Regions from separate parts of the Homo sapiens genome. Here region 1 is linked to region 2. Evidence: chromatin loops called from intact Hi-C (ENCODE). Cell type or tissue: sigmoid colon. All regions are shown on one strand. Each heading gives the region's core, and the rest is flanking DNA. Links, peaks and the distances in the headings are about the cores only.

Evidence for each region. A loop is a pair of places that touch in the nucleus more often than their neighbours do. Peaks named below come from ENCODE experiments on the same cell type or tissue, not always from the same donor. Only the 100,000 strongest peaks of a DNase experiment are listed, where the experiment ranks them.
Region 1: it touches region 2 in a loop (12-fold over the local background); 4 of 110 quality-filtered maps call a loop at or near these places.

What each region holds. Positions count from the first base shown.
Region 1 is chrX:147,908,958-147,914,324 of GRCh38, reverse strand. It overlaps FMR1 (fragile X messenger ribonucleoprotein 1), which reads right to left and starts at 2,406. Exons shown (of 17, transcript NM_002024.6): 1 at 2,095-2,406. The coding sequence starts at 2,145. FMR1-AS1 (FMR1 antisense RNA 1) reads left to right here and starts at 2,508. Exons shown (of 2, transcript NR_024503.3): 1 at 2,508-2,683; 2 at 3,330-4,894. RefSeq lists enhancers at 1,986-2,085, 2,666-2,875 and a silencer at 2,246-2,585. In sigmoid colon, for the core only: no CTCF peak of the experiment used is centred there; DNase peaks (open chromatin) are centred at 2,014 and 2,474; H3K4me3 peaks cover 2,525 bases; H3K27ac peaks cover 1,361 bases.
Region 2 is chrX:149,537,965-149,543,331 of GRCh38, reverse strand. It overlaps EOLA1 (endothelium and lymphocyte associated ASCH domain 1), which reads right to left and starts at 2,320. Exons shown (of 5, transcript NM_001171907.3): 1 at 1,989-2,320; 2 at 1,247-1,313. It overlaps EOLA1-DT (EOLA1 divergent transcript), which reads left to right and starts at 3,580. Exons shown (of 10, transcript NR_027455.5): 1 at 3,580-3,631; 2 at 4,426-4,608; 3 at 5,160-5,217. RefSeq lists an enhancer at 1,770-1,979 and silencers at 2,727-2,917, 2,950-3,019, 3,030-3,339, 4,090-4,169. In sigmoid colon, for the core only: no CTCF peak of the experiment used is centred there; DNase peaks (open chromatin) are centred at 2,771, 3,111, 3,631, 3,911 and 2 weaker places; H3K4me3 peaks cover 3,027 bases; H3K27ac peaks cover 2,682 bases.

The DNA of each region.
Region 1 (5,367 bases), core at 143-5,142, 1.6 Mb after region 2:
TTTTGTTACAGAAACTGTTCTTCCATCAGTGCAGACCATTTGAGATTTTCTTAGAAATCAAACTTAATTAAATAAACATAACAGCAATTTGTCTGACACACACTTGTTCAAGTATTAACATTTCTCCTCAGGGAACTAAGGGGCAACCAACCTATTCTTCATTCACCTTCAAGTTAAACAACTTCGTTACAAAACAAAACAAAAAAGGAGGGAATTAATAGCAAAAATAGAAGGCATTTCTTATATTCCAGTCAGTGTGCAAGCAAAATCACTGGAGCAAATCATAAGTTGCTGGAAGAGAACAATAAGTACTTCAAGGCCATAATGTGCTACTTGCCCTCTGTGATAAGCAAACTTTAGTGGCATCCAATCTAAGTTTATATCACAGGTCAATCAAAATCTTGCCTAACCATTAGCCGTTACTCACACATATATATGTATATGTATTATAGTTATTAGTGCCAGAAATCTAGTGACCAAAACCACTAATCTAGGACCGTGAACGATTCTACGCAAACTCACCAGAAGAAATTATGGATCAATAAAATCAATGAAATTAAAATTTTGACTGCAGAGTCAACTGAAACAATTTCATATTCATGAGACTGTTAAGAACATAAACGCGGGGTTACCTTTTGCCTCCTTTTACAGCAAAAGGCTTTATCTTTGTGCTCAAAGTATGGAACAGTTTACATACTTTACTCATTTATGAAATATACTGATCTCCAAATGTCTTCATAAAATTGGTAAACACAGAATAAAGTCAATTGTTTATTTTCCTATAGCCAAACGTGTCCTGTCTGAAACATTCAAGCCATTCTACAATACATTTAAGAATTGTGTTGGACACTGCTAATAGCTATTTTCCAGCCTTCCTTCCACACGCACCTTCTATTGCCAAAATACTGTAGTAAGGTGGGATATTATTGAAAGAGGTTATAGACATTCAAAAGGAAATGAGAATTTATAGATGAATTTATACAGCACCTACATACCAACAAACGCACTACTGCTACATCAAATTTGTAAATCTTCCTTTTAAAACTGAAAGGTGTTAGTTGATCTGCAATGGTGTAACTTTAAAAAGCACAGTAAACCCATGAATGCCTATATAAAGCCTCAACAATTCAGTCCACTGCAACACCACAAATTCAAAGGAAATGTGGTCAAGTTCTTAGGGGCACAAAAATATTTTCGCTCAGTTAAAAAAAAAATGCCCTAGTAATAATATACTCTCAGTTAATTACCTGAAGTTTCATGGCATATATTTAGGTCTTTGGAAACTTAAACACACACACACAATTTTTAAGTAGCAGCGCTGCTAATGGTTTTAGACGCTGAAGCATGTGCATTCCTGAATTTACCCCGTTTAACAAAAAGGGGGACGCGAATATTCACGATGATCAACTTCTTCAATGCACTGCTGGGCCATGTTAGGGTCTTCCTGAAACTTTTGGATCTAAAATCTCCTCCGAAATCCACAAAGAGAAGCCACTAAAAATCAGTTGCCATTGTGATTTGGTGCCGACTACCGCTTCTTACTACTCTTTCTTCACAGCCCTCGCCCAGAACAGTGGAGCTCTCCGAAGTCCCAATGCTAGACCGGAAAAGAGAAGCCAAAGGAGACCTGAAGCCCTCTTGGCGCTGCAGGAGGCGGCCCGGCTGAAGCGCCCCCCGCTCCTCCACAACTACCCACACGACAGGCCCGGATCCCGCTGGGAGATGATGTTTAGGAAAGGGGGAATAAGCCATCGCCGTCACTTAGCGCCGATTTCGGCCCTTCCCGCCCGGCTCTAGTACCTGCCGCCGGCCCTCGCCCATCCCCAGCTCACCCCGGCGGGGCTCGGCGCCGAAAGAGAACCCTCTCCTCGCTGGTCTCTCATTTCGATAGGCGCTAGGGCCTCTCGGAGTCGGAGAGGGGCTTCCAACAGGCCCCAAGTCCAGTCCTTCCCTCCCAACAACATCCCGCCGAGCGTGCCCTGGCACCCAGGCGCGGTGCTCGGGAAGAGGGCCCCGGGCCTGCCTCCCGCCGACACCAAGAAGAAAAGGGAGGGAAGGAAGGGCGAAGATGGGGCCTGCCCTAGAGCCAAGTACCTTGTAGAAAGCGCCATTGGAGCCCCGCACTTCCACCACCAGCTCCTCCATCTTCTCTTCAGCCCTGCTAGCGCCGGGAGCCCGCCCCCGAGAGGTGGGCTGCGGGCGCTCGAGGCCCAGCCGCCGCCGCCGCCGCCGCCGCCGCCGCCTCCGCCGCCGCCGCCGCCGCCGCCGCCGCCGCGCTGCCGCACGCCCCCTGGCAGCGGCGCCTCCGTCACCGCCGCCGCCCGCGCTCGCCGTCGGCCCGCCGCCCGCTCAGAGGCGGCCCTCCACCGGAAGTGAAACCGAAACGGAGCTGAGCGCCTGACTGAGGCCGAACCCCCGGCCCGCTGCGGGTGTAAACACTGAAACCACGTCACGTGATCAACGCTGTTCCCTCCCCCCGCGGGCTCAGCCCCTCGGCCCCGCCCTCTCTCTTCAAGTGGCCTGGGAGCGCGCGCATGCGCGCTGCTGGGAACCGGCCGGGGTGCCGGGTCGAAAGACAGACGCGCGGGCCGGGCGTGCGCGGGCTTGGTGGAGGGCGGGAAGGCTGAAGGGCGGTGACAGGTCGCACTGCCTCGCGAGGGCCAGAACGCCCATTTCTGCAGAGGTGCACTCAGTGGCGTGGGAAATCAAATGCATCCGGTTATCCCAGTTCGGCCTCTCTGGGATTCCGCGGGAGGGGGTGTCTGGTCTGGTTTGGTTTGGTTTGGTTTGGTTTGGTTTGGTCCGGTTCAAAGTAGCGCAGTCTGACTGAGCGGGAGGTGGAGTGGAAGGCGAGAATAGGGGTGAAGGATTAGACAGAAGAAGACTTTGAACTAGGAACAGTGGCAACCAGGGTGACCCAGGCTTTTGTGACCCGTAGAGGCAGAAGGTGAGGCGTCTACGCCCTCTCTCACCAGATTTTGGGCGGCCCTGTGGAGACACCCTGTGCCCTTTAAGGGACATGGATTGAGTCGGGATCTCAAAATGTGAGCCTTTCCTCAGACCCAGCTTTGACCCACGTACTCGCCTTTCCTCAACTCATTTTCATACTTTCACTTGACTATATATTTTTTAAAAATTGTGTTAAGCACTTGAGGTTCATTTCTGCCCCTACTGTATGTGCACCCTGTGCCAGAGGGTGGGGTGAACACGTGTGTAGCAGTCATGCGTCCTGTCCACAGGGGCCGATGCACCTCCTTGCAACCCTTTACATTCCACTGTGAAACAAACCTCAACTTTTTCTTATTCCTGTTTTTACACCGTGCTTATAGCTGCCTTAATCCATGTTCCCTTCGGGATGCTGGTATCCAACTGAGAAGTTGACGGAGCATCTATCGTGTGCCAGACACTGTGCTAAGTGCTAACGAGAAATCGGTGAGCAAAACAGAAAAGAAAAAAAAAGAAGAAACGACTGCCAGCATTGAACTTAGTACCTAGCAAAGTAGGTGGACATAAATCAAATTGTCAGACAAGTAAATGAGTAGTTGCAGCTGTGATAAGGGGTATGAAGAATAGGCGCTTCCATGATGGCGGAACATGACCTAGTCTGGGGTGGAGAAGGGGAGATGATTCCAGCTGGAATATGGCAGGTGAGAGTTAACTAATAGCACTGAGTTGGCAGAGGCAGGATGACCTGCCCCAGGCAGGTGCCCCAGAATGAGAGGATGTTGCTGCTGGTGGAACTCCAGCTTTAAAGCGGTGGATCTAGGGCCACATTCCTCAAGGCCATAGCAAACAGGAAAGACCTTTTGGACTAGGGTCTTTGGAGTAGTCACATGAGGCCAAGAACCCAATAGGGCTGAAAGAGAATCTCATCATAGGCTGAATGGGAGCAGAGCATTAGCTGCAACTCCAATGTATTATAGTAAAAGGGGACACATTGATTAGAATGATTATACCCCTCCAAGTGTAAGCTGTTGTTCAATTTACCCAGGGCTTAAAAATATGTCAACTCTTCACAACCATTTTTACTACAAGCCACACTCAACCTGTGTTGTTCCCTGAACCTGTGATGCACTTTCATCCGTTCATGTCTCTACACATCCTTCCTGGGCCCCATAGAGGCCCTGCACCTTAAGGTTTTCAGCTGGATTCCTATTAGCTAGTTATTTTATCTCAGGTACAGAGAGTTAACTTTGCTCCTCAATTTTCAGCACATTGTCATATCAGTCCCTACAGGGTCCTTGTTTACATTATTTTATAGTGTTTATATTATTTTTTCCTCATCTTTCTCGATCCCCACTCTCATTCTTCTAGACACAAGCTGCAATATGTTCGATAGAGATCCTTGATAATTTAACACAGATAATGTTTTGTTTATGCCTCTTGCATTTACAGAGATGGTATTGGACTGTAAATCTCTATTTCCCACTGTTTTACTCAACAGTCTGTTTTTGAGCTATACCCACATTGCTGTGTGTACACCTAGTTTGCTACCGAGTATGCCAGAAATTTTATTCATACATATCCCTACTGATCGGGCATCTAGGTTACTGCCAACTCCCTGAAGTCATACTGTGGTGAAAACCCTTGTGAATGTCTTTACAAACCTTTGCCAGAACTTATTTTGTGCTCTTGTAGAACTTTGTGCATACCCTCTGCTTCCTCATTACACTGCTTGGCATATAGCAGAGACTCAACAAATGTTGAATACCTCTACTATGATGGTTAGTGTACTAGAATAATTTATTTATATTTCTGTTTTCCTTATTGGATTATTAGTACCTTCCAGACAGGGCAAATGTCTTTTCTATCTTTGTGTCCCTGGCACATTAAAAGTGGTTGATTTCAAGGTATGTTCAATGAATGAATAAATACTTATCTTCACTGCCAGTACATACTGCAACTTAGTCTTCCCCACTTGACTCTGAGTCTCAGCCTTACTCTGATCTCTAGCTTTTGATATTTCCCCTTTCAAGATAGCTTACCTGAATTCAGACACTGAGCTCAGGCCTGATCATGAGCCTGCTCTTCCAAAGTCCTCTCTCTCTCTCTCTCTTTCTCTCCTGTCTCTCGTTACAGGCAGCTCCTGCCTTCCAGTTCGTTGCTCAAGCCTAAAACTGAGACATTTTGACCCTCTTTCACACATCAGATCCATCAGCAAATCATTGTAGAATCCAGACTCTGTTTCTGATCATTTGCTCAGCTAAAACCATAGTCCAAGCTTCCATTCTCTTACCTGCATTATGGCAGCAACTTCTTCGCTGGTATCCCTGCAGTCACTGTCCACTGTTGTACCCTCTCTGACAGTTCTCAGCACAGAAGACAGAATGACCCTGTTGAGGTGTCAATCAAGTCACTCTGCCACTC
Region 2 (5,367 bases), core at 188-5,187:
CTGATCTGGTTTCCCACCCCAGCCACGTCCTCTCCTCTCCCCTTTATTCACCACCCTGAAGCCACACAGGCCTTCCATCCCCTGAGGGAACATGCCAAGCTTGTTTCTACCTCAGAGCCTTTGTCAGTTGTGATGGGTTGCATTGTGTCCTCTTAAAATGCGTATGTTGAAGTCCTAAACCCCAGCACCTCAAAATGTGGCCTTATATATAAAAACAGAGTCATTACAGAGGCAATCAAGTGAGACTGAAGCCATCAGGGCGGACCCGCATCCAATGTGGCTGGCGTCCTTATGAAAAGGGGGATTTGAGAGACAGTCACGCACACAGGGAGAACACCATGAGAAGATAAACGCAGAGATAAGGGAGATGCTTCTACAAGCTAATGAGTGCCAAAGATTGCCGGCCAGCCGCCTGCAGCTAAGAGAAAGGGACAGACCAGATTGTCTTTCACAGCCCACAGAACAAACGAACCTGGCCACCACTTTGATTTCAGACTTCCATCCTCCAGAACTGCGAGACAATGATTGTCTGTTCTTTAAGCCAGCCCTTTTATGGTCCTTTGTTTCAGCCATCTTGGCAAACTGCTGTTCCCAACACATCTGCACAGGCTAGGGCACGAGTTTGCCATTTGACAGCACATCAAGCCCATTCTTTCCACCTGACAATCTTCATCTACCTTGTTTTTCACTGCCTGGGTGATATCCCATTGTTGGTCGTCTCATAATTTGCCTGACCATTCCTCCACTGATGGAGAGTTACAAGTTGCTTCCCACTTTTGCCACTAGAAATGACATTACCTCTAACACTCGCTGTGTGAAGACATGCTGAAGGAAATGCCTCGGCCGCCTGGCACGCCCATCTAAGATGCTGATATCTGCCAGCAAATGACTTTCCACAAAGACTCACCCGTGTACCCTCCACCAACCCATCCATGGTGCCATTTCCTCACACACTTGTGGCCCCTGAGCATGATTATTCTTCTGATGAGTGACCAAAGATAACCAGGTTCCTTGGTTCTGGATTACTTCTGATGGAGGCTGAATGTCCCCCACAGGGCCTGGCCACTTCCATCGGGATAAATGGCTACAGTGAATGTTTGCCTCTTTTCTGCCGCCCAGTTTCTTAGCCAACCCTTTTCTCGTCATCACCACAAAATCACAACAGACGCCAACTGTGTGTATGTGGAATCCCTAGTAGGAACTGATGTAACTGAAAAGGCAAGAAGGGGGTTGAGTCCCCTCCTACCTGGTGCTGCAGAGAGTACCTGCTTTACGGCCAGAGGAGGAAACACTCTTCCACTTAGCTTCTTTACCTGCACAACAAGGAAGATAAAGAGGAAAGGTCATTAAGTGCAAGACAGCAAAGCTGGTTAATGGCCCTAAGAAGGTCATGTACTTAGCAGGCATTGGAAACCAAGAAGAGCTGGGAGGCCTGGTCTTATCAGTAACACACATGTGCACATCACAGTTTGGTTCTGCTAATCACAGCAGTGGGACCCTCCGCACCTGTCTGGGTCAAGGACCACAGGGTGCACCAGCCCGCAGGGCAGAAAATCATTTCACCATGTTGAGCAGCATTCTTGCAGCCAAGCATGCTCCATTCGAAGGGAGAAAAATGACACTTCCCCTCCCATTGTCACGGGGCGAGTGTTTGGGACTCTAAATCCCATTGTCCTCAGCTTAATTCTGGGTAGGTCACGCTGAGCACGGCGCCACAGGCCACAGAGCTGTGCACCGCCCGGCCTCAGGTCCAGGCGAGCTCACAGCAGAAGGGCCAACGGGAGGCAGGGAAGACCGGACTGAGGTGGGGCCGCTGTGTGTGGAGCAGTACACGGGCTTTCTACTCGCAGACGCACGTCGCGGGTACACGCGCTTAGAAGGAGCGGAGCCGAGACCCTGCCGACAGCAGGGGACAGGAAAAGGCGCCTCGGTCGCGCCCCGCACGAGTTCCCAGCCCCACATCCAGGGAAACCCCAGCCCTCAGGTACCGTCCGCAAGAAGGCTGAGCACACAGGCTCCCGCAGCATGGGCCCTGGCACCTGTCAGCCCCGGCAGGTCTCACGGCCTCCGGAACCATGGACCCTGCGAGTCGTGGGTGTCTAGGGCCGACTCCGGCTTTTCGCCACAGGAATGAACAGTCCTCTGCTTCCCCGAGACCCAGCGAGGCCACCGGAGCCAGGACGATGGGCTCCCAAGCAAGGAGACGTGGGCCGCTGTGAGAAGAGGGAGCGCCTGGCTAGTGTCCAGGCTGCAAGGTCGTTGCCGCTAACTCCGGGAAACCAGTGGCCAGTGACAGGTGTTAGCGGTCTATAACTCTTCCGCTTTCATACAGCTCCCGTCATCCCTTTCACGAAGAACGTACGTGGGCGCGCAATCACGCATGTATGCACACCACGCACGTACGCGGGAGGCACGTACTCAGCCATGCATATAGACAGCAAACATTATGAATCTCGCATTCTCGAAGACACGCACTGACGACATCACGCACGTACGCACGCCCTGGCTGCTAGGAGACGCTATTCTCTTTACCTGGCCCTGATGCGCGCCAGCCAACCAGGCCAAGGCCAGGGGACCTCGAGACCGGCAGCCTCGACGAAGAACCGGAAGGAGGAAAAGGAACGGGAGGGAGGAAGAGTAAGTGGAAGGGTGGGACGAGGACACCAGGCAGGAGTTTTGGGCCCAGAGCTGCTATACCAGCAGGGAGGAGCTGGGAGAAACCGCTGGGGAGGGGGTGGAGGCGGGGCTGAGAGGAGGAGGGCGGAGCTGGGGGAGGGGCCGAGCGGGACTGACAGAAACAATTGGGGGCTGGGTTGAGGGCGGGGCTGAGATAAGAGGCGGGGTGTGGGGCAGGGCCGGGCGGGGCTGAGAGAAACCATTGTGGGCAGGGCCGTGGGAGAGCTGAGCGAGGAGAAGCTGCAGGAAGAGCTCGCGGACTCTTGAGAATCAGCAGGGGGAGGCAGGTGTCCGCTGAGAGAAGGAGGGAGGGGGAGAAAGAAATCACTGGGAGGGGCTGGGGGCGGGGTTTTTAAAGCAGCTGCGTGAGAAGTAGGGCGGGGCTGGGAGAGGCGGGGCTCTGGGGGGGCTGAGAATGCTGGGGAAGGTTTGGGGGCGGGGCTTTGGAGGCAGCCACAGGAGAAGCAGGTCGGGGCTGCGGGCGGGGCTCGGGGTGGGGCGGGGCTGAGAGAAACTGCTGGGGAGGGGGCCGAGGGCGGGGCTTTGGGAGCAGCCGCGGGAGAAGCGGGGCGGGGCAGGGAGGGGAGGGGCGGGGCAGGGAGGGGCGGGGCTGAGAGAAACTGCTGGCTGAGGTCGGGGCTTTGGAAGCAGCCCCGCGAAGAGCAGGGCGGGGCAATGGGAGAACTGAGCGAGGAGCAGCTGCGGGAGGACCCCTCGGACTCCTGAGAACCAGCTTAGGGGAGCGGGGGCTTGGGGAGGTGTAGGGTGGAATCACGAGAAAGCTCTGTGGGAGGGCCTGGTGCACAGCTCAGCTGCAGCGTGGAGCTGAGGGAAAGCCGGGCGTTCCTGGAGGAGGAGCAGGGCGGGGCTGTGGCAAAGAGGTGTGGGAGCAGATGGGGCGGGGCTGCGGGAAATTGCTGGAGAAGGGGGAGCCAAGCTGGAGTAAGGCTGGCGGGTGAGAATGGTGGGGGAGGAGCTAGTGCAGAGCTGGAGGAAAGAGCTGAAAGGTGCTGGGGTGGGCAGAGGGGTAGGAGAAGCGGGACGGGGCTAGAGGAGGCGGAGCTGGGACTGGAGATGCAGGGTGAGCAGGGTGGGGCTGCAGCAGGAACTGGGTTAGAGCTTCTGGAGGAGCCGCCTGCAAGAGGAGGGCGTAGTTGTGGGAAAGAGCTGTGGGTGGAACTGGTTAAGTGCTGGGAGGAGGAAGAGCTGGGGGCGGAACAGCTGGGGCGGAGCTGCCGGAGGAGGAGCTGGGGGTGGAGATGCTGGTGAAATGAAGCAGAGCCGAACTGGGGGTGGAGCTGTGGGTGGAGCTGGGGGAGGGAGCTGAGGCCCTTCTGTGATGCACCCTTAGGCAAGAGTCAAAACTTGCCCGCAGCGACCTAACTGCACCTCCAGTGTCTACCCCCATAGGGCACGGAAGCAGCAAGAAGGGCGGGAACACTTGACTGGGGTCTATGCAGCTCTAGGCTGAGTCTTGCAGGGCTGAGCCCCCCAGGCCTGCTCTCCTGTGTCCTAGCCGCTCTGTCAGTGCCTGCCAGTGGGGTCCGGAGGAACCGTCTCTTTAACGTCTCTTTTGCAGGTGATGAGAAACATCCCCACTCTTAATGTCTTGCCTCCTCCGACCTAAGTCGCCCAGCACACAGCCCAACTTCCCTGGCAAACTTGCTTTTCAAACTCTCTTCTCTCAGTCACGGGCTCAGGTTCTGTAGTGCTGCCATGCTTTACTCCTCTGTCCCTCCCCTTATCTAGTCTCCCGCATTGACTTCATAACCAAGTTCTGGGTCCCTGCCTCTGGAGTGCCTGATGAGACAAAACGGCTCCTCGTCCTGCATCCCCGCTGCTACTTCCAGAATTCAGGCCTCGTGGTCTGGAGCCTGCACTGTTCCATGAGCCTCCTGAGCAACCTGGAGTCCTCTGTCTTTCTTCCCTCAGGTCTGTCGTCCACATTCCATCGGCTCAGTTTCTAAGTCACAAATCTGTCCCCAGCAATCCTCTAGTGAAAACGCTGCTGGGCCTTCTCAGGTTTAAGTCCTAGCAGTTCAGGGAGTCGGCTCAGCTCTCCCCACCCTTAAGCCAAACACTCTTTGGGTTCACGCTGTGCTGTTCAGTCACTGGTCCCCACCAGCCTGCTGTTCCAGGTCTCCCTGCTTTGCACCGGCGGTTCCCATGGCCTTGTCCTGGTGCGCTCCTGGCCTCCTTCAAGGCACAACTTTAAAGTCACCTTCACAGCCCCACTCCGAGTATTAGAGACTTTCGTCTCCAGCTCTGATAGCATTTTGTACCTCCCCCGTCCCCACCCCACGTTAGGCTCTTGCAACCCAGGGTGGTAATTGCTCTGTAAGACTTGTGGCTGCCGCAGGGTCTCTTGAGTTCCTTGAAGGCAAGGCCGGTGTTTTACTCATTTCTGAAACTGGGTGCCCAGGGCACAGTATCTGCTTAGTAAGTGTTGAATGAGCAAAGGGCTGCTTTCTTGTTTTTTCTAGTGAGATGCGCCTACTTCTCCCTGGAGAAGCTCGAGGAAGCAGGAATGCTGGAGATGAGGTGAGGAGGAGAGGGTCCCTCTTTATGGGATGTAGGCCGTAGGGCTGCAGGGGACCTTCAGATCACCAGTTCCAATTCCTATGCATGCTAGCATCCCCTCCTGGGTTCCTTCCCCACAAGAATGGTTGCCAGCTTCTGCCGAACACCCCA